2 separate regions of the Homo sapiens genome follow, and region 2 is linked to region 1. A link is an interaction called in ENCODE POLR2A ChIA-PET data of the cell type or tissue named here. Cell type or tissue: PC-3. All regions are shown on one strand. Links, peaks and the distances in the headings refer to the core of each region. The heading gives the core; the rest is flanking DNA.

Region 1 (16,865 bases), core at 4,522-9,521:
CATGATTTTTTTTTCTAACATACTGTACACGGCAGCACTGTGGCCACATCACGTGGCTTAAACGAGCTCTTCTTTTGTTTCCAATTTGTTCCAATTACAGGCCTGTAAATTCAAATCATTCTTTTGACTGTCTTGATTGAAATGTAGAGTTTCCACAATTTCTACTGGGAGTTCTGTTTTTTTCTTCTTTTAATAAAAAAGGAGAAGTGTTTTAAAGACATAAAGAAGAGCTTTAGATTCTTTTTCTGCTCTTTTAATTAAGATGTGTGCCACCATTTTCTAAGAACAATTGTGGATTCCATTTGGTACACAAACAATGCCTCCTTTTTCAATCCTGGTGAGCTGTAACTAGGTTTTGTTATGTGATATAATATTGAAGACTGCATAGATTCAACTGCCATCATTTTTATGATAATCATAGCACTTTTAGCTTTTCTCTCAATAATGTACTTGGATAAATGGGCAATTTTTGATGGCCCAAAAAGATAATAACCGTTTGGTTCTGAACGTCACTGCTTTCCTAAGGTACATGTTCCCCCTTTTCAGACTTTATTATTTGTTGCATTTATTCAAGAAAGGTTATCCACAGTAAAACTGCTTTTTCTATTCAACAGTCTATCTCTGTCATGGTTCATTTATGTGTGAGCATGACGGACTGAAGCCCGTATTATCCACAGCTGACAAGTGTCAGGCCGACAGTTCAATCAGCCCTTCCTCGAGATGATGCCCAGGGCCCCGTGTTTGAAGTAGGACAATAAAGCAGGCAACACAATCCGGGCAAACTGATCCGATCCCTGTATGTAAAGGGGATTCTGCTTAATAACACAGTGTGGTTTTTTTCCCTCTCCAAACACATTAGTCCTTAAACAGTGAGTTGGCCCTTAAGAAAATCTGTGACTGACATGAAAATGCTGAAGTTTTAAGGTGGTTGGTTTATCCGTAACCTCATGGGGCTGCTTCTTTGTGCAGACTAGTTTTGTCAAAGTCAGAAAAATAATGTATTCAGTGTCTGATCATTTTTAGGGAGTTATTCGAATGGGATTTTAAGTCAGACATCCTGATGTTGACACAGGGATCATTTTCTTGTCCTTTTGTTTTACATTTGTGGAACAGATCATTTGCATTGGCTAATAAAATTAAATCTCTGAAATGCATACAAAAGTGAGTTCCCTTCAGCAACAATCCTCAATTCCCTCCACCAGCCGAGTAAGCAGAGTTGCTGGGTGTGTTTCTTTATATTGGGTCTCTCTAGAACACAGGCTATAATGCAAACATATCTTCAAAATTAGTGCTCCTTCGGCCTGGGTAACACTTAGACTCAAATGTATATTAAAGTATTTCACTACAGATCCTGACAATCAACAGCAGAGCCAAAGTCGATAAAATGCTAATAACCTGCTGCGGTCTGTTCCTTGGAGGACTGGGGTACTGCTGTTGTGCTCTCTTCCAGCCTTCAAACCATTGCAGGCGACAACGGGCAAGGGAAGGCGGCTCACCCCTTTAGAAGGGGCCAGAGCACTACATGCCTTTCATAAGGAGGAAGCCAAAGACCCTCTTAAAGCATCATAAAACCTTCAAGCCAGAAGGCACAATGCAAAACATCAAACCCAACCTCTTCCATACTTGATGAATGAGGCTCAGAGACATTTTTGTGACTTCCAACGTCAGAGAGCTTGTAAGTAGCAGTGGAAGGAAAAGGTTAACAACAACAACAAAAGAATCCTCTGAATTTTGCTTCTCTTTATATGACTTTACTAGGCTGGGCAAGTTAGTGCAGAAGGGACTGATGAAAAGCAGAATCCAGAAGTCAGAACGTGAGGAATGATGCCGGCAACTACCAAACATGACTTCTGTCAATTTCCTTCTTGCACAATGCTGGAAGTCCTAAGTAACGTATTTTCTGTGAATGTTGGTTTTTCTCCGTCTACCCTGCTCTGTCCGAATCTACCCATTTACTGCATTCTCTCCCCCACTTTGACCCCACAGACCACATCACCCAAACACCCTTGGCTGCTGGCTTCCAACTGTATTAGAGACGAGGGGAGGCACTAATGGCCAGTCAAGTGGGAAGAGAGAAGCTACACTGTGTCCTTGTCCCCTGCTTGGACTCCCCATCTCAGAAGAAGACTGTGTCCCTCCAGCACTCCTGCTTCCACCGAGAGGCTCTTCCTCCAGGGCTCCAACTATCATGGGCCCCAGTCCCTCAGTTTCCTCCCCTTGGCCCTTCATCCTTGGGGATACCAGCTCCCCACTGGTGCTAAACTTGGGGTGCCTCCCATCTCTTGTTTGTCCACCTACCTCTGCCCACACTTCTGAAGTAGCCCCTTCTTTAAAGTCTCCAGCAGAACCATCTCCAGTGAGTTCTGTTTCCTGCTGGGACTCTGATGCATTGAGTGATTTGCATTGCTAACTGATCCTACTTCTAGTCCAGTAGTTCTTAGGATATTCTAAAATCCCACAGAGAATCTGATGAAAGCTATAGGATCTCTTCCCACACACACAAAAAAGTCACTTCTGCACATATGCATAAAATTTCAGACAACTGTGGCATGCTCATAGACACTTAAAGGCTATTTACAAATTTTCTAGGGCATCCATGAAACCCCCAATATCAAACACCCATTTGCTCCATTTGATCATATCACGTCCTTCTCAAAAGCCTCTCCTGATGTCAAATCAACTACCAGAAAGCATGAAACCCAGACTCCTCAGAGCAGCATTTCAGGCTAAATCTGCCAGGGCCCCATTAACAAAAGAGCTGAAGGGGAAATTTAATACAGGGGAGTTGTTGCAAAGGTGGAGAAAGAGGTGAAATGACAAGGGCAATGGTAAGGCAATCCAAAGATCAGCACCAGCAGCAAGCCAGGAATGAGGCCTGAGGGTCAAAGGAAAGAGGTGATGTCACCAAAGCCCAGGAGCCAGGGCTGTCCGGGGGAGCCAAAATCATAACAGGGGTCTCTCGACAGGAGCTGGAGTCCAGAAAAAAGACCCAGCCACAGCTGGTGATGCTGCCAAAGCAGAAAGAGAAGGTGAGGACTCTCAGGGCTTCTTTTCTCCTGCAGCTCTCCAGTCTTCACAGACCACATGACTCAGCAGCTAGCTGAGCAAAAGCCTGCAGGGATGCCTGAGGACCAGGGCAGGGGGAAGGCTGCGATGAGCATAAGATACAACAGGCCAGCCCAGGCATGGTGGCTCACGCCTGTAATCCCACCACTTTGGGAGACCGAGGCAGGTGGATCATCTGAGGTCAGGAGTTCAAGACCAGCCTGACCAAAATGGTGAAACCCCATCTCTACTAAAAATACAAAACTTAGCCAGGCATGGTGGCGGGCGCCTGGAGTCCTAGCTACTCAGGAGGCTGAGACAAGAGAATTGCTTGAACCCAGGAGGCGGAGGTTGCAGTGAGCCAAAATCGCACCACCGCACTCCAACCTGGGTGACAGAGCAAGACTCTGTCTTAAAAAAAAAAAAAAAGGTACAACAGGCCAATGAGTCATACAAAAACCCTTCCTGACCTGGCCTCTCCTGCTCATGCAGCCATGATAGAACCTGGGTTCTCATATCTGTTGTGCACTAACTGTGTGTCAGGCACTGGTTCAAGGAGGAAAGCTGCAGTATTCAGCCCAAGAGTTGCAAGTAAATAAGACCGAGCCTGGTGAATTGCTCAGACAGAAAAGTAGCAAGAGTGGTAAATTAGAGCGGGAGACCACAGAGGCTTGGGGAGGCTGGTGGGACGATGTCAGGGGTTTATTCCAGGGATAGGAAGAGAGAGAAACTTGGAACAGATTAATCAGACTTTAGAAAATGTGATTGACAGATTGGGAAGAAACCAAAAAACCACACCCCTGGGTATTCTGCTCTAGTCTTTAAGGGGCCAGATGTACTGACAGCAGTCGTTGTTCCTTGGAAACCCCTGGGGAGCTTAAAAAAAATCATGATGCCTGGGTCCACCCAGTGGTGTGCTAGAGCCAGTTCTTCCCAGCTCAGAAAAGATGGCTGTTAAATTTTCAGGAATTTTCAGAGCCAATTGTTAAACACAGTCATTATTAAAGATCAAAAGACATAAGCTTATAATTAAATAAGTCATTGAAAATAAAGGTAATAAATACTCAAAACTTATCACTTCATAATAATTTTACTACTCCTATGCTTTTGAGGTTGCTTACCACATCTGAATGGTGGCAACACTATATTAAGACGTGTTGTTATGTATCTCTTCCCAATTCCATGGTCAGTGCCATCACATCGACAGAAATTAGCAAACACTATAAATCAGGGCTTGATTTATCGTATTGTTGATTGTCTACATAAGAGGTTGGCAAATTACAGCCCACAGGTCAAATCTAGCCTGAAGTCTATTTTTGTATGTCCTACAAGTTTGTACAGTTTTAAAGGATTCTTTTTTTGAAGGAGGAGGAGGAAGACATCATTTGTGGTCCACAAAGCATAAAATATTTACTATCTGACCCTTTATTGCAACACTTTGCCAAGCCCTGGTCTATACTTAAGAAAATGTTAATAATGCAAATTAAACTTAATGTACATTGTGTCTGTAACTATTACATTATAAATAGCACAGAAAACTGAGAAAATATTCTCCCAGTGTTGAAAACTATTACCTCATCAGCAAAGAAGTCTCTCATGTGATTAATGAACAAGTAAAATTCCAACATACATCTTCATTGTTTTACTTTCATGTTATCTGTTAATGTAAATGAAAATATCAACCAACATTCATGTTGAAACTACATTCATGGGTCAGTGACTGAATTTGGACAGTAGTCAAGCATTTATTTGTAGACTGATTTTGTCAAATCATGGTTGAATTGCAGCCCTAGGTTAACTACAGACAAAAGAGTTCAGCAAAAATGCAGGAAAGCATTACCTGAGACTCAAGTTGCAGGAGAGCATTCTATAATAAAGAGTATTGTATATTTCATTATTATTTGTAAGTTGTATACCATACATCCTTTTCATCAGTAAAATTATAATAAATTTATCTACATGTATACATGAACACTGGTTTTCCAGAGAGCTGGTTATTAAACTTTTACCAGCACATACTTAGCCTACTCCTAGAGTTCGCTTTAATTGTTCTGGGATGTGACCTTGGCATCAAAGTGCTTAAAACTTCCCCCATGTTACTCCGATATATAGCCAATGCTGAGAATCTCTGGCTTGGGGAAAAGGCAAAAATGCAGGCCATAGAATCCCTTAAGATTTTATTCCCTTTGGTCAGAAAGTCCACTTAAGCCTGCCCATGATGGCCCTGGGAGTGAGAATGAGGTGTGTGTGTGTGTTAAGAGTAGGGGAGGATAGGGGGCTGCCTCAGGAACTGGACACACTTCACAGGGTCAATTATAAATCAGTTGTTTGATTTATAGACACATCTGACCTTTATCCACCCTCTCTGAACAAAATTTTCCTGGAGCAATGTTCTCACAGTCTCCTAGACATGCTGCTATTCTTTCTTTTCCCAGAGTTACTCTCACTCTAACTCCACCAAGGACCACTTTTCCTCTTCTGTTTCTTACCTCAATTTTACCCATCCCTCACACTGCAGCTAGATATCCCATCTTCTATCAGCAATGACAGACCCATTCATGGCCCACTCCAGTTTCGTTCACCCCTTGCTAATGAAACCTTGTTTATTAGGACAGCCCTGTGCCCAAACTAACTATTGTTTCCAGGCCTCCCCTGTAGCCAAGTGAGGCCAGTGGGACACAGTTTTAGCTAACGAGACCTAAGCTGAAGTCTGATGAGGGTTCGGGGCCGAGCATGTGCTTTCCCAATAGACATGTTCAAGGCAGCTTGGTGCAGACTCTGCCCCGCTTCTCTGCAGCAGTCATTTCCAGAGCATGAGGCAACCAGCCCACAAGCAAAGGACGGAAGAGTAGAAAAGCAAAAGGAGCTGGTGTTTTGATATCGTCACTGAGCCACAACCCCAGCCCCTGGTTTCTTGCCATTGGAAGTCTCATTCTGTGAGAAAAATAAATCCCAAATTGTTCAAGCCACTCCTGGTTGGACATTCCGTGGCTGCAACCAGATGCAATCCTAAGAGAAATGCCAGTCCAGCAATCCCACAGTGATTGCCCCGTCTGTAACTCTAAACTCCTACAGATTTGTTCTGTAGCACCTAGAACAGCAATCTCCAATGAGTGAATTGGTCATTCCCCCAGATGTTTCATTATAAATCAGTTGTCTGGTATTTGGGTGTACTTCCCCTCTAAGATTGGACTATTTCAGAAACTCCAGAGCAAAGGTTGATAGTATGTCAACTCTCGGAATAATGAAGGTGATTAGAAACAACATTTATGCAGACGTAGGCTCACATAGCTTTACAAAGAAGTTGGGTCTCTAACAGTGATTGGTAAATAGAGAAGATATGGTAAAGAAGGATTCCCAAGGATTTAACTTTTGTCCATGACTTACTTTTAAGGCAGAAGGAATGTGTGTAGGTACAGCATGAACTCAGTGGGTGCATGTGCTTACATCAGAATGTAAAGGGTGTAGAGCTTGGAAAGGCCACATCTTAATAGTGCATGAGTCAGTGACAAGTGTACACTGAGCTTAGCAGAGCACATTAGCAATAACTATTACATACACGGTTGCATTCTATTTTTGTATCACATTAACGGATATATTATTGGTAATTGTTCTTAATAGAATCACAGAAATGAGAGATGGAAATGCTATACAGTATGATGGAATGCTTTCTTTTACCATTGATCATTATAATAAGCCTGCTCAGTCATTACTTACCAACCATACTACAACTTTGCCAATGAGGCAGACCAAAATGAGGAGATAAACAAAATTGGTTTCCTTGCTAAATGCAAAGCCTAAGTTTTAAGATATTTTGCTGAAGTTTTAAACTGATTGTCAATTAGTCAATGAGCTATGGCAGGCAGTGTATTTCTGTGTAATTAGTGTGTGTCTTAGGGGGGTTATTTGGCATGAGGCTGAGGGCAAAGTAATTTGTATCTCCCAGGAAGTGCAATAATTGCCTCAAGCTGAACTGCTTCGAAAGTGTATTAATTCTATTAGGAAACATTTATGTTATTTTTATATGGCATCCTATATATTCATGAAATGTACTCATAGACCATGAATTATTCATTTTGGAGGCTCTGCCACATGAGTATGGTATCATTGATAACCAGGGAAAAGAGTGGGGTTATTTCTCCCCTTGGAGAAGGCACGCACTGTTGGAAAAGATGCATGTTGGGTTTTGAAATCCATCTCATTAGGAGACCACTGAATCCTAACAGGCAGAAGAGGTAGTTTTCAGAAAGCTAAGTCAAAGGTAACACCATTTGCTTGAAACTAGCTGTTCAGGAAGCCAATAGGCCTTCTGTTTGGGTTTGTTATGCAGTCTGTGTGAGAAGACATGTGAGAGCAGAGAGCTATGGTGATTACAGGCTAGATCTTGGCACATTTGGACAACCGCTTCCCCATCCCTGTTCAGGAGGTTCAGGGCACAACTAAGCCATTCATTCCTTCATTCATTCAACAAGTATTTCCAAATGAATGCTCAGTGTGCTAGTTATCAATTGTTGTGTAACAAATCACCCCAGTTTAGCAGCTTAAAACAGCACGGATTGTCTCACGGCTTCTGTGGGTCAGAAATCACATATGGCTTAGCTGGACCCTCTGTGTTCCGGTCTCTCACAAGGCTGCAGTCTAAGGCCAGCCCAGGTCCTGTGGCCTCCTCTCAAGGCTCCTCTGGGGAAGGATCTGCTTCCAAGTTCTGTGCTAAGGCCTCAATTTCTCAAGGGCTGGTGGACTGAGGCCCGAACTTCCCTGATGGATGTTGACCAGAGGCCAGCCCTGGTTCCTTGCCACAGGGGTCTCTCCAGTACAAAACTTGCTTCATCAAAGTGTGAATGCCAAAGAATGTAGTAGAAAGAGTCTGCTGGCGAGACATAGGTCACTATCTTTTGAAACTTAATTGCAGAAATGACATCCCGTCACCTTTGCAGTCTATTGATTCAAAGCAAATCACTGGATTCAGATGACACAGAAGGAGAGGGGACCACACATGTGCATGAAAACCCAGTGGTGGGATCTTTAGGTCCTTTGTTAGCCTGCCTGCCATGGCCAGCCTCTGCCCTCATAGCTTCCTAGTCTACCAGAGGTTCTGGAGGCTGAAAGAGAATAACAAGAGAGACCTAATGTAGGGTGGGTGAGTAGGGGAAGCCTCTCTGCATAAGTGACATTTAATTTGAAGACTCAATAATGAGGAAAAGTTAGTTAGTACAGAGTTGGGGAAGAGCATGACATGTTTGAGGAACTGAAATGAGATCTGAGTGGCAGGAACAGAGTGCACAGGGGGAAGGTGGGACAAGGTGAGGTTGGAGAGGTAGGCAGGGGCTGGATCGTGCCAGGTTGGAGGTCAGGATGAGAAGTTTAAATTTTATTCTGAGTGCAAGTGGGAAGCCACTGGAGGATTTTAAGCACAGAGTGACATGATCCAATTTACATTTTTAAAAGATCACCCTTGCTGCTGCACAGAGAGTGAATTGGAAGCAGAGAGAGCAGTTAGGAGCCTCTGCTGGCAAAAGGTGGTGATAACCTGCATTCGGAGGTGGTGGGGAGATGGAGCGAGGCGGATGCATATGGGATGAGTTTAGAGTTTAAAAACAACATTCTCAGTGAGAATATGTGTCCATCAAGTTACCAGGTTATTTTACTCCTTCTTCTCTTTGTTCATTTTTTAAGAGAAATAAAGAGAAAGATGAAGAAAGGATCACATAAAGCTGATGGGAAGAGAATAAGGTGGACATAGTAAGACATCTGAGGCTGAAAAGGGAGGAAGTAGCAAGTGCACAGGATGGAGCAGAGCATGGGAAGAGCATGGACCCAGCCCTGTGCCCCTAGGCTGGGTCAGCTCGGGGCTTCCATTTCCTCCTCTGTAAAATATCTGCCTTTCAGGATTAGTAAAAGGATTAAATAAAATAATAACCTCGTACAGATCCTGGAAATTTTTTCCATGGCTCCTTCACTCACTTTTTTTTATTTTTTTTAATTTTACAGACAGGGACTCACTCTGTTGCCCAGGCTGAAATGTAGTGGCAACATCATAGCTCACTATCACCCTGAACTCCTGGACTCAAGGGATCCTCCTGCCTCAGCTTCCCAAGTAGCTAGGACTACAGGCGTGCACCATCATGTCCAGCTAACTTTTTAAAAAAAATCTTTTGGAGAGACAGAGTCTCAGTATGTTGCCCAAGATCTCAAGCTCCGGGGCTCAAGTGATCCTCCTGCCTCCACCTCCCAAAGTGCTGGGATTACAGGTGTGAGCCACCGCACCTGGCTCTTCACTCACTTTGTTCAGATCTCCACTCAGTTGCCACAACCTCCCTGGCTGCTCCAGCTGAAATAGCACAGCCCCATCTCCATCCCTCTCTAATCCCATACCCAACTCCAGTCGGCCTACTTTCCTTTGTTCACTCTGCATTCTCAAGGCCTAGAAGAGTTCCTGGCATGCAGTGGGTACTCAGGAATATGAGCGGAGTGTGGCAGGGCGTTGTCGCTGAACACCAGCATCCTGCATCCTGGGCAGGCTGTCTTCAGTGCGGGTGTTCCAGATAGCTTGGGGAGCCTGCTTAGGACATAGGTGAGTAACAGCCACTCACACAGCTGAGTATAACTTACATAGTACCTTACAACATACAAAGGACTTTGCATGGGCCCCGTGTTTAAATACTGCTAGCCCATCTCTGAGATAGGTAATGTTCTCATTTACAGATGAGGCAACTGCAGAGGAGAATTAACAAACTTCTCCAAAGTCCAGAAACAACAGACACTGGAAAGCAAGCCAGGGTCCTGCCTTATTACAAATGTACTTCCCAACAGGGTGAAAGTGTGTGTTCCTCCTGACTCACCAGCAGATATACTGACCTGTGTCCACCGGGATCCTGCATCCGGTCCTCAGGAGTCACCTCATTCTGCCTGCACACTTCCAGCCCCTGCTCTGAGAGGGAGCTGATATACAGACACTGCGCATGCAATATACCCAAACTGCACCCAACGGGATTGCAGCAAGACAAGCAGCTGGCTGTATGCTTGCCAGTCAACTTCTCCACATTCCATGGCTTCCTCTTTCCTTCAGAACTCACTTGTGCCTCACTGTACTTCTTAGTTTAATTTAATCCTATAGACTCCTGGCCTGAACACTCTTTATTATTTATAAAAATAAATAAAACACCTTTGCTTTGGCGCTCATGCATTCGTCAAAAAAGTATTGAGTGTCTGCTTGGTGGCAAGTGGAACTGGTCAACCAGACAGACACAGTCTCTACCCTCAGGGAGTTCATATCTAGAAGCAAAAGCAGACTTTAGGTACCAATTATTATTTAGTTAACATTGTGGTTGATGCTATAAAGCATAAGTTCAAGTTGACATGAAAGCTTAAAAGAAGATATTGTCTGTGACCTTGTCTTGGCAGTCCAGGAGGCTTTCTTGAGGAAGAGTCACTTAAACTAGTCTGCAAGGTAGCTAGAGATAGATAAGAAAGTTGAAGAACATCCTAGGCACAGAGAGCAGTATATAAGAGAGCCCTGAGACCTGAAAGAATGTCTAGATACCACAAAAGCAAAATAAAAAACAAATGAACAAACAGAGTAAGCGCAAAGAGGCCTGGCATCAGAAGGAGCTGGAGAAGTTGCTGGCATCCAGGAGGGGCCAGACCCTACCTTACCTACTTCTTGCTCTTCTCCAGAATACACAAGCATGACAAAGCCACAACCTTGGGCTCACTTGAGAGTTTTAACAGAAACATCACTGGCACTAATTTGCACCTAGAAAAATATATTCTTCCCTCTCAGGCAGCATCTTGATCATGTCTTGCCTTGGGAAAGTGTGTAACTTCTATCTTCTTTGTGATGCAGCATGGCTTCCAGCCACTTGTGTCCACTCAGCAGTTGCAGATTTGCAAAGTCGGCTTAGTGGAAGCAATCTGGTTGTGTCTCCTTCCCAGGGAAATGCACCTTCTGCTAACAGCAGTGGGCTCTGATGCATGTGCTTCCAGAAGCTTCCACCTACAGTTGCTCTTCTTCCTCAGTTCCTCTAGGTTGCTGGTTCTCAGGGGTGGGGCACTGTGGAAACTTGAGGGCATATTTTTGGTTGTTCCAATGATTGGGAAGCACTGGTGCATTTATTGGGCAGGGGCAGAGCTGTAGACATTCTGCAATGCCTCATAGAGGTGGTCCCAACCAAGAATTGTTCAATGTCCTACATGACTTTGAAGTCCCACCTGACATACGTATAGGTGAAAAATCTATTTATATTTTTCTCAGACTATGTTTTGCATATAAACACAAAATATTTTTTTGCACAATTCAATATATACTGAATTATCCAATCATGAAACTACAGTGAAAATTGGGGAAATATTTACCTTGTTTTGTTTAAAATCTTCCCCAGGGTTAGTCACCATTTCCAAAAGTCACATCATGGTATCTGAGTCACCAATAGGACACACCTGAATAAAGCTGTCTTTGAAACTCTTACATTCATAATGATGATATATATATGTCTTATTTTATACATGCCAACTCTAAATAAAATGTCATCAATATTTGATTAAATGTTGTTTTACTTCTCCTAAATCCAAGTGCTTCACTATCAGAAGAGGAAAGCTTTGAGGGCTTCTTCATGAGCCCTAGTTCCCTGCTACTACAGGAGAGGTCCAGAGACTGGTAGCATCTGCATTGACTGGGATCTTGTTAGAAACAAGAATCTCAGGCACCACACAGATCCACTGAATATGAATCTGCATTTTAATAAGATCTCCAAATGAGTCATATGTACTTAAAATTTTGAGAAGCTCTCTTCTAGTTTCCACAGTCCTGAGCATTGAAAAAAGTATTCTTTGATTATAATTTACTCTCCTTTTACTTCTCCTCTTTATTACAGTTAGGACATTACATTAAATTTTTAAATTATATGTAAAGTTGGGTTAGATTATCAATGAATTTTATCTAAAGAAAGTGATGGAAGTTACAAAATCTATTTTAGTGAAAGAGAGTGCTGGGTCTGATAGGGCTGAGGATGCTGCTCCAGGATCGCTTGAATTCAATAGCTGGGTGTGAGGAACTGCAGAGCTTCTAAACAAGAATAGAATACCAGAGTCAAATTTCTCTGGACTTGGCCATTTATAAACCCTGATGACCCCTACATCTATATTTCCAGCTATGAAATAACATGTCTTGCTCTCAGAGCACACTAGATATATCCCTGCTTTCTAAATAAACATTGGCACAGATTAAGTGTCCTGCTACCTCCTACGGGGTCAGGCTGCACTCACTTAATTATTCCGGAAATGTTTGTTGAACCCCTTCTACATGCAACGCAACATCACAGTGATGTTAGTCATATAAAGACAAAGCCCACCTTTGTGGAGCATAGGACAGTCTAGAGGAGAGCCAAGATGCTCACAAACAAGTGGATAAAGAGTTAGAAAGTGGTAAGTGTCCTGAGAGAGGTACAGGTAATATGAGTCACATGAGAATGTGAAAGGGACAGAGATTACTTAGAGACCATGGAAAGGTCACCTAAAGTCAACTGAGCCTTCTGGGACTTCCAGGAAACCCATAGCTTCCCTCAGCAGCTCTCTGGCTCCCCAAGCAGCTATTTAAACCTTTTCTGCTCTCCTGAAACCTAGGTTGCTACCTCTGCCCCGTCAACCTCATCAGCTGACCTTGTTCCCTTATTCTCAAAGTAAACTAAATCACCTGGTGGGAACCCCTTCCGAGTCTCATCACTACCTTCCTGCATCCTCACTGGCCCTGTTTCCCTCCCTCCTGTCGCTGTGACAGGGCTCTCCCTACTCCTGGGTAAGGCTCCTTTGCATCCCATCCCTCCTTTCTACCACCTCTTCAGATACCTCTCTAATGTGTGTATCATTCTCTCCCTCCCCTGTAGGGTCAACATTTCCATCTCTACTGGATCCTCCATATTAACTTTTAAACCATTTTAGCGTCTCACAATATTATTAGTATTATTTTGAGACAGAGTCGCACTCTGTCACCTAGGCTGGAGTACAGAGGTGCGATCTTGGCTCACTGAACCTCTGCCTCCTGGGTTCAAATGATTCTCCTCCTCGTCCTCCCGAGTAGCTGGGATTACAGGTGTGAGCCACCACACCCAGCTAATTTTTGTATTTTCAGTAAAGATGGGGTTTCACCATATTGGCCAGGCTGGTCTCGAACTCCTGACCTTAGGTGATCCACCCACCTCAGCCTTCCAAAGTGCTGGGATTACAGGCGTGAGCCACCATACCCAGACTTAGTGTCTCACAATATTATTTTTTAACCATCACCCAAACCCACCTTCCACTCAAGCTTCTGGCCTCTCCTCTCCTGCACAACCAAACGTTCAAAAATACAATGTGTCTGCACCCTTTATCTCCACATCTCCAACTGCAACACACTCTTCAACCCACTGCAACCAACTTCTGACCTCATCACTCCACAGAAGCCCCTGCCACCCGTATCACCATCCACCTGCTTGTTACTAAAACCAATAAACTCTTCTCCATCCTCATCTCACACGAACTTGCAGCATCATTTGACACTGTCAGCCTGTCCCTTGAGAAAGCTTCTTCCCTTGGTTTCCATGACACCGAACCCTGTCTATCCTCCCTACCTCTGACCTTTCTCTCCTTCTCAGTCTTCTCTATGGGTTACTCATCTCTGAAACCTGGTGTACCTTGGGGTTCAGTCCAAGGCCTTCCTCTCAATAAACACACTCTCTGGACCTGGCCACTTATCTCCTTTAAGGACTCCTATATCTATCACTCAAGCCCAGTTTTCTCTCTTGGGCAGACTTTTAGACAACTCTATTTGTATGTTCCAAAAGTACCTAAAACTCATAATATTCAAAACTAAATTAATTCATCATCTCCCTCCCCACCTGATCGTCATCCCTTGACCTCCATATCAGTGAATGGCAACAGGGTTCACTCATTTGCCCAGGCTAGAAACTGGGACATCATCCTTGCCTCTCCCCATATCTCCATACCAAATAAGTCACCCTTAATCATGCCTTACCCTGCAGCAAGTCATCTCACATGCCAGCATGATCCCTTCACCTCCCTGCTTAAAACCTACCCACAGCACCCTCGTTGCCCTCAGGATAAAGCCCAACCACAGTGAATTTCTTCTAGCACTCTACTTCCTTTTCATTCATCCTCCAACCTCAGACTACCTTGTTCTTTCTAAAGTATCAATCTGGTCAAGTAACCCTTGCCCACTTGCTTCCAGAAGCTCTGGTGGATCCCATTGCCAACAGGGCTGAACCAAACATCTTAGTGTATTAGGTTCTGTTAGAAGAAATATTAAGCATTCAGCATGGCTGGAATATTGCTCAGCATGTCTGTGGCACAGTGTCCTTCAGGAGTGGAAGAGAAGAGAAGAGAGGTGCATGCAGCCAGGTCAGTGTATTGGGTCATTCTTGTATTGCTATAAAGAATTACTTGAGGCTGGGTAAATTATAAAGAAAAGAGGTTTAATTGGCTCACAGTTACGCAGACAGCATAAGAAGAGTGGTGCCAGCATCTGCTTCTGATGAGCTTCTGGTGAGGGCCTCAGGAAACTTACAATCATGGCAGAAGGTGAAGGGGGAGCAGGTGTGTCGCATGAAGAGAGCAGGAGCAAGAGAGAGAAGAGGGAGACGTCACACACTTTTAAACAAGCAAATCTCATGAGAACTCACTATTGCAAGGACTGCACCAAGCCATCCATGAGGGGTCTGCTCCCATGATCCCATTACCTCCCACCAGGCCCCACCTCCAACACAGGGGGTCATATTTCAACATGAGATTTGGAAGGGACAAATGTCCAAACTGTATCATTCAGGAAAGGCCTTGTCTGCAAAAATAAGACACACAACTCATCCTGACAGCAATGGAAAACACATCTTGGCAAGGCTTTAAGCAGGTGTGGGGTTCTGTATAGTAGCCACTTTTGGTGCTATACACATCCCCTGGCCGCAGCTCTCCTCTGGCTTCAGCCTCGGCTGTGGTGGGCAGTTCCACATGCTTTCAGGCTCTCCTTGAGAGAGTCCAGCCACAGGCATGACCCACCTCAAGCTTAGACCAGCTACATTTTTGCTTTCTGCCTTGGGGACTTCTCCAGGACAAAAACAGTCACAAATGTGCAAACCTCCTATGGAGAACTGTGCACACACACGTGTACACACACATGCGTGTGCACACGCAATTCCCAACAGCTTCAGGATAAGAGAGAAGAAGGAGGCAAGGCTAAGTTCAATTGTCCAAGCCTGGCTGACTGAGAAATTGCAGGTGCTGCTGACAGAAACAGTGAGGGCCCCACTGGAAGACAGAGGCAGCCTGGGGTTAGAAAGTCCATGCATGGAAAAAAGAGCGGCAGGGAGGCACACCATAGGAGAAGTGGAAGTAGCTAGGGAAATTCAACCTACAGAAGAGGAAACTTAGAGAGGACAAAGAGCCTTCTCTCAGGAAGTAGAGTCCAGAAAAGGAAGGAAAGAGAAGGGTATGAGCTAAGGGCAGAAATCACCAGCAGGTGGATCACAGCTCAGTCTATGAACGTACTTTCTCATCCCTACTGTAGCTGTGAGGGAGTGTGCATCCCTACCCTAGGACTCCTCAAACAAGATGTTCAGGAGGTTGCAGATCAGATTCCAAAATCCCAAGGGCAGGTCTAGCCAAGTGAGGTTAGATCCAACTCGGAGAGTCTGGAGTTGTTCTCTCACTTCCATTTCCCTCCCTCTCATTCCTGATGCTCCCGTCTTCACATGTGTTGTGCAGCCTCATCTTGGGTTTTGCCTCAGGGGCAACTCTGAACAAGACTGGGAAAGAGGAGGCGCTGGCTCTACGTGCCCTGCACCCACTGCCCTCTCCAGGGATCTTTTCTCCTCCCCACCAGGAGCCCAACTCGATCCTCACTCCCCATCCAGACCTGCCACCAGCACTGCTGCAGCCCCAGGCTCTCTAACTCTGGCAAAACATATCTTTCCTGATCTCTGGGGTTAGACACTCTAATACACTGAGCTGTGCCCTTGACTTGAAGAAAAGTGACTTTATTTGTACACATGGAGACAGACCAAAGAGCCAGGTGCAGCTAGTCAGATGGGCTTTTAGTATCCCCTCAACCACACCACACACACACTCCCCTATTCCCCTAGGACACCCCTTACCCTAAAATCTTCACAGAGCTTTTCTGACAGTGGTTCTCAGAAAGGGCAAAGACTGCTTACACGTTTTGAGTTATACAATTTTTTTCCCAACGGTATATCCTTTGTTGTCCTCTTCTGGACAAAGGCGGACCTTTGACTCAAAACATTTGTTTAGGAGAGCAATATTCACTCATACACACAGACACGTCTATAGAGAGAGAGATCCGTTTGTTTTGAAATCAAATTGGCAAATTCATGATCCAATCTTCTGTAGGCAAAAGAGTTTCTTTGAACAAATTGTAAGCAAAGAGAAATTATTTCAGGTCCTTCATTCAACAAAAAAATTTTTTAAACACCTACAGCGAACTAGGCACTAACAGGGACAAAGAAAGAATTTCAAACGCATCCCTTGTGCTTAGAATTGCACTGGGAAGAAGAGACACTCAAATGTAGGAAGCCAAGTGACAACGCAGGCAGCAGGATAAGGTGAGGGCTGTATGGCTGGACAAACCCAGTGGCCCCTAAACCCTAGGATGCCTTAGAATCCTTGGGGTGTGGAGCCGTTAAAAATGCACAGTCCTTGGCTCTACCTAGGAGATCAGATTCACTAGGTCTCCAGTGAGTCCCAGAAATCTGCATTTTAAATAAGCTTTTAAACTATTCGAATACACGTGGTCCACAGACCACCTTTGATGAACACTAGTC
Region 2 (12,612 bases), core at 1,189-6,188, 110 kb after region 1:
ATAATACAAAAGTTTAAAACACACAAAGAAGCTGGAAAATGTGGCCCATAATCAAGAGAACAAAGTCAATAGAAGCAGACCTACAGATGAATCAAACGTTGGAAATGGCTGACCATGTCTTTAAAATAATCACTTTACGTTCACAGACCCAATATCCCTCACTTGTAGGAAAATCCTAAAAGTGAATGATTTGAAGAGAAGGTACTAGGTCTCAGAGAGAAATCAGGTTTATATGTTGGGGCAGGGGCAAAGAAGTTGTGTGGCAGTTCTTAAATTAGTATTATTTTTGTTTTGCTTCACTAAAGCATGACTTTAATGATGTAAAGATAATCTTTATATTGAGACCAGCTTCCCTTTTTCCAAAATAAAAAAACCATTATACGTTAGTGAAAGAAAAATAATAATTTTATAGTATATGCTGTGTCATATCTAAACACTGGGATGGCAGTGTTTTCTCAGCATGAAGTATGTATCCCTTTCTGATGCAAATATGAAAAAAGAACGTTTAACCACTATTTATTTTAAATAGCAACCATTTGTTTCTGTTGGCATTCTTGCTGGGAATGTACAGTTTTCTTCTGAACTGATCTACTGCTGCAGTGGAGAAATAGTTAGCTGAAGGGCCTCACAAAATGGCAGCTTATGGGCAGCCAGGAAATCTTCTTATGGCCAGCTACAATTGCTCACACATCTGGAGGATCACCTAAACCACACCCAGTGGTCATCACTTCTCTGCTGGATACCATGATGTATGCCTTCAGATGATAAAGAAGAAAAACAGTGCAACTAGGTAACTTTATATATATGAACTGAATAAAAACAGTTTACTCACTGACTTATACCATTTTAAATAAGAAGCTGGAGCTTCACAAATGTGACCATTTCAAGTTGAATAATACAAGTATGTATAACTGAAGGTTAGGGGTAAGGGGTCAGGGAGAAGGAAGCCCTTGTGGACTGCTAGAAGGAGCCTTGGAGAAGTCAACATAAAAGAGTGAATATGTTCACATGTCTGTAACTGACAAGTTAAATCCTACCATGAGGCACCTAGGAAAGCTTCTGTTCCAGAGTTTACCTACCGACTTCAGTAGCACACGTTACCAGCCACCTCACCATCTCCCGCCGTCGCCAATTTAAGGTTGACAGTGTCATTCGCATAACCTATAAAAACAGGGTAACAAAATGTTTTAGAAAATTATCCTGAGTCAATGAAAAAAAAGGGGGGGGATAAACTATAAGGCATATAAGGCATACCTACTGTCTACCACCAGGAAGATGAAAGCATAATTTAGAGCAAAGCTCTACATATGAATTTGGATTTGTCCATGGCTACCCCAGGTGGCCTTGCCACAGCCACATTCTCCTCCTGGCAAGAGGCCCATATTCTCCTCCTGGTGGGCCCACTGACTAGATGTGGTATCTGAACCAGTTACTCTATCTTTTCTCATCTGCAAAATCAGAGGGCTGGACTGGAGCATTAAACACAGCCCATGCCCTTTTTCCCTCCCCAGATTTAACATTCCATAGTTCAATTTCTGAGGCTCCTGTGAATTCATTCTAACCAGGAACTCTCAGTGGGGAAAGAGGTATTTTAAAATAATCATTTTAGTTATTCCTTCAATCTCTGATTGCTCTTTTCTGGTGACCATGAAGGTAACTCCAGGTTTATGGGGGAAAAAATCATCCTTGATATCATTAGTGATCTGATTTTGTTTTTCACTTTCTAACAAGAAGTCCCTAAATAAACATATCTCCCTCTTCATAATTCCCCCATTCTTTAAAGATTCAAAATATCCAGGGACGGTCAGGTGCGGTGGCTCATGCCTGTAATCCTGGCAATTTGGGAGGCTGAGGCGGAATGGATCACGAGGTCAGGAGTTTGAGACCAGCCTGGCCAATATGGTGAAACCCCGTCTCTATTAAAAACATAAAAATTAGCCAGGTGTGGTGGCGTGCGCCTGTAGTCCCAGCTACTCAGGGGGCTGAAGTAGAAGAATTGCTTGAACCCAGGAGGCAGAGGTTGCAGTGAGCTGAGATTGTACCCCTGCACTCCAGCCTGGGTGACAGAGTGAGACTCCATCTGAAAAAACAAAACAACAACAACAACAAAAAAAAAAAAAAAAAAAAACCCACAAAATATCCAGGGACATCATATCCCCAGAGGCCCTGTGGGATTCCTTTTTAGGTTCTAGAAATACTCACAAAGGGCCTGTGAGATTCCTTCTTAGGTTCTAGAAAGAATGAGTCAAGGAATAAGCTCTCGTGCATATCCTATTTACCATGAATTCCAAATAACAAGAGAGCTCATGTTAATGGTTCTTTCTGCATCACATCTTTAAGATGAGGCAAATGGTGACAAAAATTAGCCAAATAACAAGAATTAAAAAAAAACAAAAAACTTCTGAACCATCACTATATAGCTTAAAAGCAATCTTCTATACCCTTTGCTTGTACAGTATTCTATGTTACCATGGTAGGTACATTTTCCTGTGATCCTATTATTTAAACATTATTAGTCACTGTAAGGGAGAATCCACAACTAAAACACCAGATTAATTATCCAATCAGGGGATTATACTCCCCATTCTTTAGGTAACTGGGGTATAACAATTTTGTTCACTGCTTTTTAATGGGAAGAAAGCAAATGTTAATAGAGATTCCATGAGAAAAATGAAACAAACTTTTTAGTTCTTGGTTTATCCAGTGATCTGTTCAGAAACTATAAGGAAGCAAACATCTATCTGCATGACGAACTCAAAATGTCCTTGGTATTCTGTTCTGCTGAAATCTAAAACTGGACTCTGGCCCGATCACTCCTCCTTTACCTATTTTTCTCAGAGTTATTAAAAGGAGCTAGAACTGCCCATCTATTATGAAAATGCAAACATCAATAAAAATTTATACTTCCTCTAAAAATTTAACCCTAACAACTGAATCTTCATTATACATGCTAGCTTTATTTAAGTCTCTTATTAGCAATAATTCTTCTCCCTTCATTCAAAGGAGAAACAGTGTCGTTAAGGCTGCAATTCAGAAAATGATTTTTTTTAATTGAAAGACACAAATTAGGCTGCTAAATGTACAGTCCATGCACCTTACATAGCAGTCTGGTTCAGCTGGGAATGACCACGTCTCTGAAATACAGTTCTCTCCTGAAGTCTAACAGATTTGTACTCCAAAGAGTCATTTACCTGCACTCAAAAATCCAATCAAACAAAAACAACCCTAAGAGGTGCCTTTATTTAGCAGTCTTTGATGTCCCAGGAAAGACTACCAGTCATGTACCTGCAGGCCCAGCTCCAGAGACACTTTCAAAAGAGTGATGTCTGGCAAACTGTCCATGAGAGTTGCTATTTTAAATGCATCTTGGGCAAGCTTGAAGATGTGTGATGAGGAGTGAATGTTTTTCTGGATGGATTCTAATACTGTTTCCAGCCTCCGAACATCGCCTGCAATGAACAAGGGAAAACCAAACCAAACCAAATCAAAGCAAAGCAAGACAAACAAATAAACAAAAATCATACAACCATACACACACACAGAGGGGGAAAAAAGAAACAAAACAAAACATAAAGCACAAGTTAATTTACCTAACATGTTCACAGATGGCACAGGTGTTACAACTAGGGCTCCCATAATTACTGCAATGTCTGTGAATCTCGGCTTCACAAAAAAAGATACACTGAGACACACCCTCAATGACTCAAAGCACATATGAACCAGGACCAACATGAGACAGCAACAGCTCTCCTAGTTCCTACTTATGTATTTTTGGTGAATATTTCAGGAAGAAAAAAATGTAACCCAACTTGTAAATCTGCTTCTGAATTTCAACCATTTATATTTTCTTAGCATGGTAACTAACCTGAACTCTGCTGGCAGCAAGTTAATGATGCAGGTAAATGAGGAAAATGCCACCTGTTTTGCCTTAAAAGCTAACATCTAAAGAAAAAGATCCCTTCAACCTATCTGACATTAACACCACTGCTGAGAATTTGATAGAAAACAAGACTTAAAAAAAATAAACAGGCAAACGAATGAAACAATTATGAGGCCTCAGGACAGTACAGTACCTTTGGCTGCAGTTAGCATGGTGGATGCCAGCTCACACTGCTGGGACTCAATGTGGCTTAGAGTGAACCAGCGAGGGTAGCGGTTGGGAACAACTGATGCAATGTGGTGTGGGCGGGTGAGGTCTCCTGATGGAGCAGTAGATTCCAATACTAGTAACCTATAATGAGAAGACAAGGAAGGTGGCCCCTAGTTATTTCTTGACCATGTCCTTGGCCAGAAAGACTGGCCAACAGAAGCCAGAGGAGTGGGTAGATGTTCAGGCCTCTACTCAAGTTCAGCAAGGGCTGGTACAGCTATACTCTGCTGTGTGGGTGCAAAATACCTAGATTTTTTGGACTACTAATTGTTTGCTAATAATAACTGTTCATCACCCAAACCTTGTTAGTTGTTCATCACCCAAACCTAAGAGATTTTCTTTCTTTAGCACCATTCAGAAAATTACAATATTCAAATAAATTAAGATACGCAAACACCGAAGAACTTTTAAACACAGGTCTTGATGTTTACCTACAAATTTTGAATTCTATGACTCAAAAAATAAATCAACAGAAACTGATAGTGAAATGGATATTTAAGACTGAGATCACAGTCAGGAAGCAGTGAGTACTTAAGATGAATAAGCTTAACCTATTTAAACATAAAACAAGAAGGGAAGTAAGACAAAAATTACCTCTTTTCCATCCATTCATACTTTCTGAACAATTAGTTTCTTATGACTCCAGGAATTTGACATTAGACTATGTTCTACCAACCATATTACAGAAGATAAATGTGACCTAAGTGTCTGTCCCTTGACAGTTTTGCATAAATTCAGAGTGATTTCTGATTTTTTATTAAGAATATACTGTCATGGCGAAACCCTGTTTCTACAAAATATAAATCAGTTGGGTGTGGTGGCATGTGCCTGTAATCCCAGCTACTTGGAAGGCTGAGATGGGAGGATCAGCTGAGCCTGGGAGCCATGATTACACCACACCGCACTCCAGCCAGGGCAACAGAGCAAAACCCTGTCTCAAAACAAATAAAAAAAGAATATGCTGATGAAAAAATTTCTAAAAGCAAAGCAAATATTTAGTAATCTCTTCTAAAAGTACCAAAAAGCTTAGTAGAGTACCTAAAGCTGAAATAATTTATTTACAACCATCAAAATGCCGGCCTTCAGTCAAGTACACCAGTGTTAAGAACTATGAAATAAGATAAGAGCTGGAGACCAAGAAGAGTCAGCTGGGTCTGGGAGTGATGCTGGCCTCAAGGCCCCACCCAAGAGCAATTATTGCCTGGTAAGCCAAATGGCTCATTCTCTTCTCCTTTTATTTAGGAACAAAAAGATGTCAGCAGTAGAGAAGGTGGCAAGGTAGGCAGTTAAGTAGTAAGAATAATGGCAGGGTTGCTATTTAGCTTTTTTTTTTTTAACTCAGAATATCCTCGTATTCACAGGCAGGTCTTGCCAGACTTACTGTAGAAGAAACTAATCAACATCCCTGGGAAGATGAGAAAATGAGTGCTGAAGATGACCTTCCTTAGCCTTCCTCTTCCAGAAGGACTAAGAAGCATGCGAGCTACATCTCTCTTTTCCTTCCTGTTCCCTGGGCTGCCTTGCAATACCTGGTGGGGCACATACCTGCCTTCCATGGCAGACCTTTGGCAGGATAGTAGTGGCAGATAGAAGAGAGAAAGTGGAAAAAAAATTCCCCTGTACCCTGCTAGTATTCCCCATTAAGAAACTGCCTTGGCAGCAACCAAGGACAAATATAAATGAGTTTGTGAGTGTTAGAAAAGCAAGCCTTTCTGCCTGGCACATACCATTACATAAGCCAGAACCACACAGAAACTTTATGCTATTTTACCCTTAAACTTTGCCAGTGGTAGTAGCAACAGCATCTGGTGGCACCATAACATTAACATCTTCCCTTTAAAACAAGATTAGAATTCCTAAGATTTGAGTAAGTATAGAGTTGAGCATATGTCTTCATAAGACAGCTTCCATTTCAGCTTCCAAAAATAAAAATAGGAACCCACTTATTTTAAAATCGTGCTCTAAAACATAAACCAAGTGGTATAATGTAATTTGGTGGGGGACTTTTGCTGATGTTTGTTATTGACTTATTTTCTGGTATTTTAAAAATAGAAAAAAGAATACTTAAGAAGATTCTCCAGCAGGTTAGTAAGATTCCATATTGCCAAGGAAAGCATGTCAAATTACAGGATGTCAGCCTTAAAACACACTGACACATAGGTATACACACAGACACATACACACATCCTTATCACTGCATAAAAAAGAGGTGTCCTTATACACATAAGCTACACTCAATACTTTCAGAACAGGGTAACTTTGGGGACACTGGTAATTTATAGGCAAGGATTTGTTTTAGAATCTACTTCTCTGATTACAGACATAGAATCTTTGATGAAAAGCTTCTTGAGATCAAACTGTTAATCAGCACACACAAGCTTTTAGGTCTACAACATGGCTTGTCCTTAGGTGATCTGTACTTTCCATTAGAAGCACAGGAGTGTTTTATTAATTTTTTTAAAGGAAAAAGAAAATGCTGATGTTTTAAGAAAGATGGATGTACCTTTTAGGTCCTTAAAATTTAAAGGTTATTTGTAAGATTAAAATATAATCTTGAACTCATTAAAATATTCACCTTGAACAAATCTGTGATAAAAATAATTATTATGTGAAATAACTTTTAAAAGAAGGTAGAAATAAAAAGGTGGGTGGTAGAGAACAACATATTCTAACTGTTATTGCTGAAAAGGAGAGACCGATGAGGAGATGGAAGCAGTCAGAAGAGAGGCAGGCAGAGCCTGAAGGACCCCGAATAGCGACTCCTTCACTGCTAAATGCACGTCCCACCTTCTCTCAGCCTCCAGTGAATACAGATGTGCCTTGGCAATACAGGGAGTTGCTTTCCTGCACTACTGATGGAATGCGGAATTACAGCAGGTGTGAAGGTCTCCCTCAATTATATTCAAGCCAGTATATTTACTATTTACTACTGCTTCAAAAATCAATTTTTTCAAAACAATTAATCATTTATGAAGGTTTCAACTGTTGCTGTTTTATGATTAAACTTGGCTTGAATTGTGCTTCACGAAAAAGTAGGAAAAAGCCACGGTGTGCTTGAGTCTGATAGCAGCAAGGATAACCCTTCCCTTACTTTAAACAGAAGCAAAACAAGCCAACAAGCAAATCACCTCCACAACAATACAGGAAGCATAAATACATAGTTTCTTTAGCTTTTCTGCTGCCTATAAGAAACATGAAGGAGTAAGTCAGTTAACAGCCATGCTTCCCAGTGGGAATGTGGCCTGCCTCTGCCCAGCTGGGCTGTGAATACATACCGCATTGCTCTCAGTGCAATTTTGTATGCCAATTCAGCATCGTGAGGTAGGAGAGAGGTGAAGAGATACTTGGCAAATGTGTGCATTGGAACGCTCTCCCGATGGATTATTTCACCTAAACCACTATATGGTCCGGCTGTGGGAAGAGAGCATACACATTTTACGTTCCTAAAAAATGAACTAACACTTCTTGTAAAGCATATTGTTAAAATGTCACATAAAGTTATAACATATACAAATAAGAATTTCAAGTAAATGATATAGAAAGGAATATAATCCTTAATCAAAAAAGATTCTTCAGGGTATAGCATCCGTTACAGATTTCACCTCATAAACAAACCCCTAACTGTCCCACAGCTAGATGAAAAACCCAGAACTCAGGGGCAGACAGCATTCACAATACAAGTGCCTCAGAGAAAGGAACCCTCTATAGCGTAAAACCTTGCTGCATTTGAGCAACATCCTCTCTCAATGTGTGGCATCAGAGCATCTTGATTTGTAAATGCACAGATGACACCACAGCTTAACTATGGAAACTACCCCTGGACCTAAGAAGGGTTAGGGACACAAATATGCCAGGTTTCCAGAAAATGGTGCTCTGTATCAGGGGTGAGAGGTGTGGGAGGATTCTGAACCACAGCTCTCTAACTATACACATTGTTGCCTCTAATGAGTGGCAACAGATATTAATTCCTAGAAAGTGATTATTAATAAAAAGAATAGTTACCCATTTCATACGCATCATAGGCAAAAGAAAAAAATTAAAGTAACTGGAAGTTTACTATTCTTTGGGCTCCTGAAAGCCAATTTTAAAAGCAAAATTACACTTAAGCTGTCAAAATTCATTTCTTAGTAAATTCTGACAGGCGTGGTGGCAGAGCTGACTTCCCCTGTGTGCTCCCTGAATGCTGCTTTGAGAACGGCAACATAGACTTTTAAAATAAATTCTGAAAGGAAACCACAGTGGTTAGTTCAACCACTTTGCACTAAGGTACTCTGAGGTTTAGTTACTGTAAAGTTTTTAATAAATTAGTTTCCATGTTACCTTCGGGTAACATCTGTTTCATGATTTCTAGAATTATGAACCATGACACCACTGCTCAGAGGACATGCTATATTTGTTTTCCATGAGAAAAACCAGTGTGGTGAAGAGTTTAGAATGCAAGAAATGCAGTTCAGAAGAAATGGTAAGAGCAGTTACTGAACTGGTGGTTGGTTATGAGCACAATATATTCTAGGTCATTTTAATGGAGGTTATTTTAATTCAGTTGAGTTTTTTGATAGTATTTTTGAATTATTCATTATTTAAGTACTTTAAAATCATACAAATTTTTTCACCTAAACTAACATCTAAATCTCTAATTTTACCAAATCCATTAATCTTTAATTTTAAATGTTTTAGTGATTTGATATTCTTCAAAAGTTCATATAGCATTATGACTGCACCTTTTGTTCATATACCAAGGCTACATTATTTAAGTTATTAACTGTTACAGGCTAAATATGTATTTCTTCCCAAAATTCACATTTGGAAGCCCCCAGCCCCAATGTAATTGTATCCAAAGTTGGGGCCTGCATTAAAGTAAAATGAGGTCATAAGGGTGGGGCCCTGATCCAACAGGATTAGTGTCCTTGTAAGAAGAGACACTAGAGAGCTTGATCTCTCTGTCATGTGAAGACACAGAGAAAAGGTAGCTGTCTTCAAGACAGGAAGAGTGCCCTCATCAGAAGCCAATGATGAGGCTGGCACCATGATTCTAAACTTCCCAGCCTCCAGAACTGTGAGAAATACATTTCTGTTGTTTAAGCCACACAATCTGTGGTATTTTGTTATGGCAGCCCAATCTAACACACTAACTATTTTACTTAAGGACTAATTATAGCAAATCTATAGATTAGCCACAGTCTTCATTTCTCCTTCATTTTCTTTCACTGTTTCCCCTTAAACCACCAAATTACCTTTTTTGTACTATTCAGGAGATCCAGGATACATAATCAATTATTTGCTATGATACCACTCAACAAGTAAAACATTCAGTCAGGTATCCAATAATTATTTGTGGATTAATAATTAGTGTAATTCCTGGACTCTAGTGTACTACTGAATAATGACAACTTGATATTTGGCACCAAGTTTCCCCAGAGGTGCTTGTTCAATATGCTAATTTATCTATCCAATATTGTGGCCAGGAGGGATTAATACTAGCAACAATACTGGGTTACTCCTTCCTCTTTCCAGATATCTGGGCCTGCTAACTAATTTGCCTCTGACATTTGCAAAGAGTATAACTGCACGAAGAACTTGGTGCCCTGGTGTAGTCAATTCAGTCATGGAGTTCTCAATCTTCTAGCATTTACAGTAATGGCCCTGTGGCCTCCCCGCCTTGGACTGCCTCCTGTCCTGCACCTATTCACTCTTTGTGGGCCTTGCAGGGCCAGGAAAGGAGAAGAGGCAGAGATGAGTCAACAATGCTCCTTCTCAGGCACAGTACTCATAAAAATGTTTGACGGGAGGGATGGACGAATCAAGACTAGGGCAAAGTTCAAAAATATTCATGAAAAATGGACATGGAGACATATTTAGGAAGGTAAATACAGATACCACACACTATCAACTTTGAAAATCACAGATCTTCTTTCTAAACTTCAGTATAAGAGAAATCAAAAGTCAGTATAGTCAGTGACAGAAAGCATTTAAAAAATGCTTGTGACTAATGACATTGCTTATAGCATAAGGAATTATATGGGAGAAAACTGAAAGAAAACAGTAACTGAAGAATCAGGATCACTCTTGAAATTTGTCAAGTGTCAAGATGGGCTTTTTATCTTTACAGGGAAAAAAACAGGTTCAGGAGAGTGCTTCAAAAAATTACCACTGGGAATTTTTACCAAAATTAAGCATGCTATTAAGAAGGTTTACCTGAAGAGCATTTTCCCTTTAAAATGCATTTCTAAAACATATAAAAGTAAAGTATGTTTGAAGAAAATGTTTTCTTTTAAGTAGATCTTTTGCTTTGGACAAATAAAAGGGGTGCTGAAAATCTAAATCCCTTCCCTATATGTAGTAGTTCTGAACATAAGATGAATATAACATACTTTATGAGGCTATCAATCACAGAGAATCCCATAATAACACACTAATAACACACATATACTTGAGAGACAGAAGCAATAGTTACACACCACCTAAATTTGCACGAAAGATCACACTACCACATGAATTACATTTACCTTTTCAGAGGGGAAAAAATCTGAAAAATAGTGTCAGCCAAAATTTGTTAGGCCCTTTAAAACTTAACTTTATGAGAAGAAGGAAATTAGACCGTGCCTCAGATTCTATGAAACCTTTTCCTTGATGAATCTGTGCCTAATGAATCCTCTGAAATAACTAGTTGGTGCAGCAGAAATTCACTCGCACAGCCCTCAGTCGTTTGTTAGCGTGTGCGTATGACACATTCAAAACCCAGGTGTCATGTAACCGCCAATAATTTGGAGGAAGGCCAGCCAATTACTGTTTTATTATTTAATTGATCAAGGAAATAGGAACATGCCTGCCAATAATAATGCACTAAATATCAAAATTGCATTTATCTCAGGAACAACACAGTCTGAATGAAATAGGTTCTTTTCAAGGTTTGAGGCATTAAATGCAGCTGTTTTGTAATAGGCTATCATATATAACCACCTAAATCAAATGATACAAATCTAAACATCCATGCTTTTTTATTCAGTGACACTATTTTTTAGACAGCGAACATGTCTTTGATACCCCATGACTATAGCAATCAGGATAACTACCATATTAAATGCATTCAGATAGCACTTTTAACATAAGAAAGATTAGCACCTAAGTCAAATTGGCTAAATAAGTGGAAAACTTCTGTATCAGGCTACCTTCTAATAGGAAGACTGCTTGCTTGCGAAAAATTTTCACCAGTGTGTCATCCAATTCAATTTCCTGAAGCTTAGAAATGAGCTGCTCCTCATTCCGGCAAACTTTCTCTTGTGTGTACAGCCCATCAGGCATGATACGCTGCTGTCCTAGCCCTATCAGGGCTACTTCCACAGCCAGCGTTAAATAGGATTCCCCTTCTTCTAAGAATTTGTGTGCAGGTAGATGCTGGTATTCCAGAGACTTGCACTGTCCCATATTCTCTGCAAAATGCCACAAAAGAAATCAGAGCTCAGAAACTACTTTTGCAGATGATATGATAAGTACAAATATTTATACTTCCCCGTACAAGCAAATGAATTATGGATTAATGCTGAGAAAGCCAGAAAACATGTTTTTTAGGCTAAAGTGCAGTCTTCCAGTATCTTTTTAAAAATGACCATGAATGATTAAATGTTTACGTTTTGGGGGATATAACATTACAAATACTTTTCTCCCTTGAAAATAAATCACCAAAGAAAACTATAAATCTAAGAAAATATGAACTAAGAATACTTAAGAGAAAAACAAAATTTAATTACACAATAGTAAAATTACACGATGACTTGCACTCACCACTTTTTAAATCCTGGCATTCAAAACGTTTCCATAATAAAAACAGTAGGGAACATAACATATATAACCCAATTTCAAGTCCTTTTTATTATCCAAGAGTCATCAGTTATCACAAGAGGAATGATTCTTTGAACATTCTCTTGTCTCCATTAAAGTGCTTCTATTATAAATTATAACAAACTTCAACCATCAAACTCCCAAGGAAAGTGAATTCAGACTCATGCCTTTCACCCTCCTGACAGTGTCTGGGTTACCCACAGTCCATGAAGGCAACTATCACAGGGCAAATTATGAAGGGGCAAGACTTGAGCTCATCCAGCCATGGAAGCAACAAAGGGACATCGTTACTCCCTGCCTTACCTCCACCCACTGCCCTTGGGCAGTCTTTTTAGTCAAGATTCTTAAGTTTCAATGGGCCAAAGTGAAATCTCAAAACACAGCTTTCAAGGAATGTATGATATAAAACAGTTTTAAATGACATTTAATACTCCCCCTTAAAGTAGACTAAAATATTTAAGTGACAAGTCACTTTCAATGCAAAGACAAATTTGAAAAGCACCTAAACTAGATTTTCTAGTTCTAAATGCTAAGATGTACATCTTTATTTTATAACTTTATGCTAAGAAGTAGTCATAAATGTGGATAAATTCGTAGATACAGAATCACTGGTTAGAAGAGAA

What was found. ChIA-PET counts read pairs that join two places held together with the same protein. Peaks named below come from ENCODE experiments on the same cell type or tissue, not always from the same donor. Only the 100,000 strongest peaks of a DNase experiment are listed, where the experiment ranks them.
Region 2: POLR2A ChIA-PET joins it to region 1 with 8 read pairs; 2 of 35 experiments call an interaction of 5 or more read pairs at or near these places.

Annotation. Positions count from the first base shown.
Region 1 is chr5:61,641,059-61,657,923 of GRCh38, reverse strand. The region is part of intron 1 of LINC03122 (long intergenic non-protein coding RNA 3122); the gene reads right to left. Among named protein-coding and RNA genes, the nearest start is that of LINC03122, 12 kb to the right of the region's middle. In PC-3, for the core only: no CTCF peak of the experiment used is centred there; no DNase peak of the experiment used is centred there.
Region 2 is chr5:61,530,433-61,543,044 of GRCh38, reverse strand. It overlaps ZSWIM6 (zinc finger SWIM-type containing 6), which reads right to left. Exons shown (of 14, transcript NM_020928.2): 9 at 11,320-11,580; 10 at 7,426-7,561; 11 at 4,074-4,231; 12 at 3,286-3,449; 13 at 1,080-1,161. Among named protein-coding and RNA genes, the nearest start is that of LINC03122, 100 kb to the left of the region's middle. In PC-3, for the core only: no CTCF peak of the experiment used is centred there; a DNase peak (open chromatin) is centred at 3,734; H3K27ac peaks cover 2,441 bases.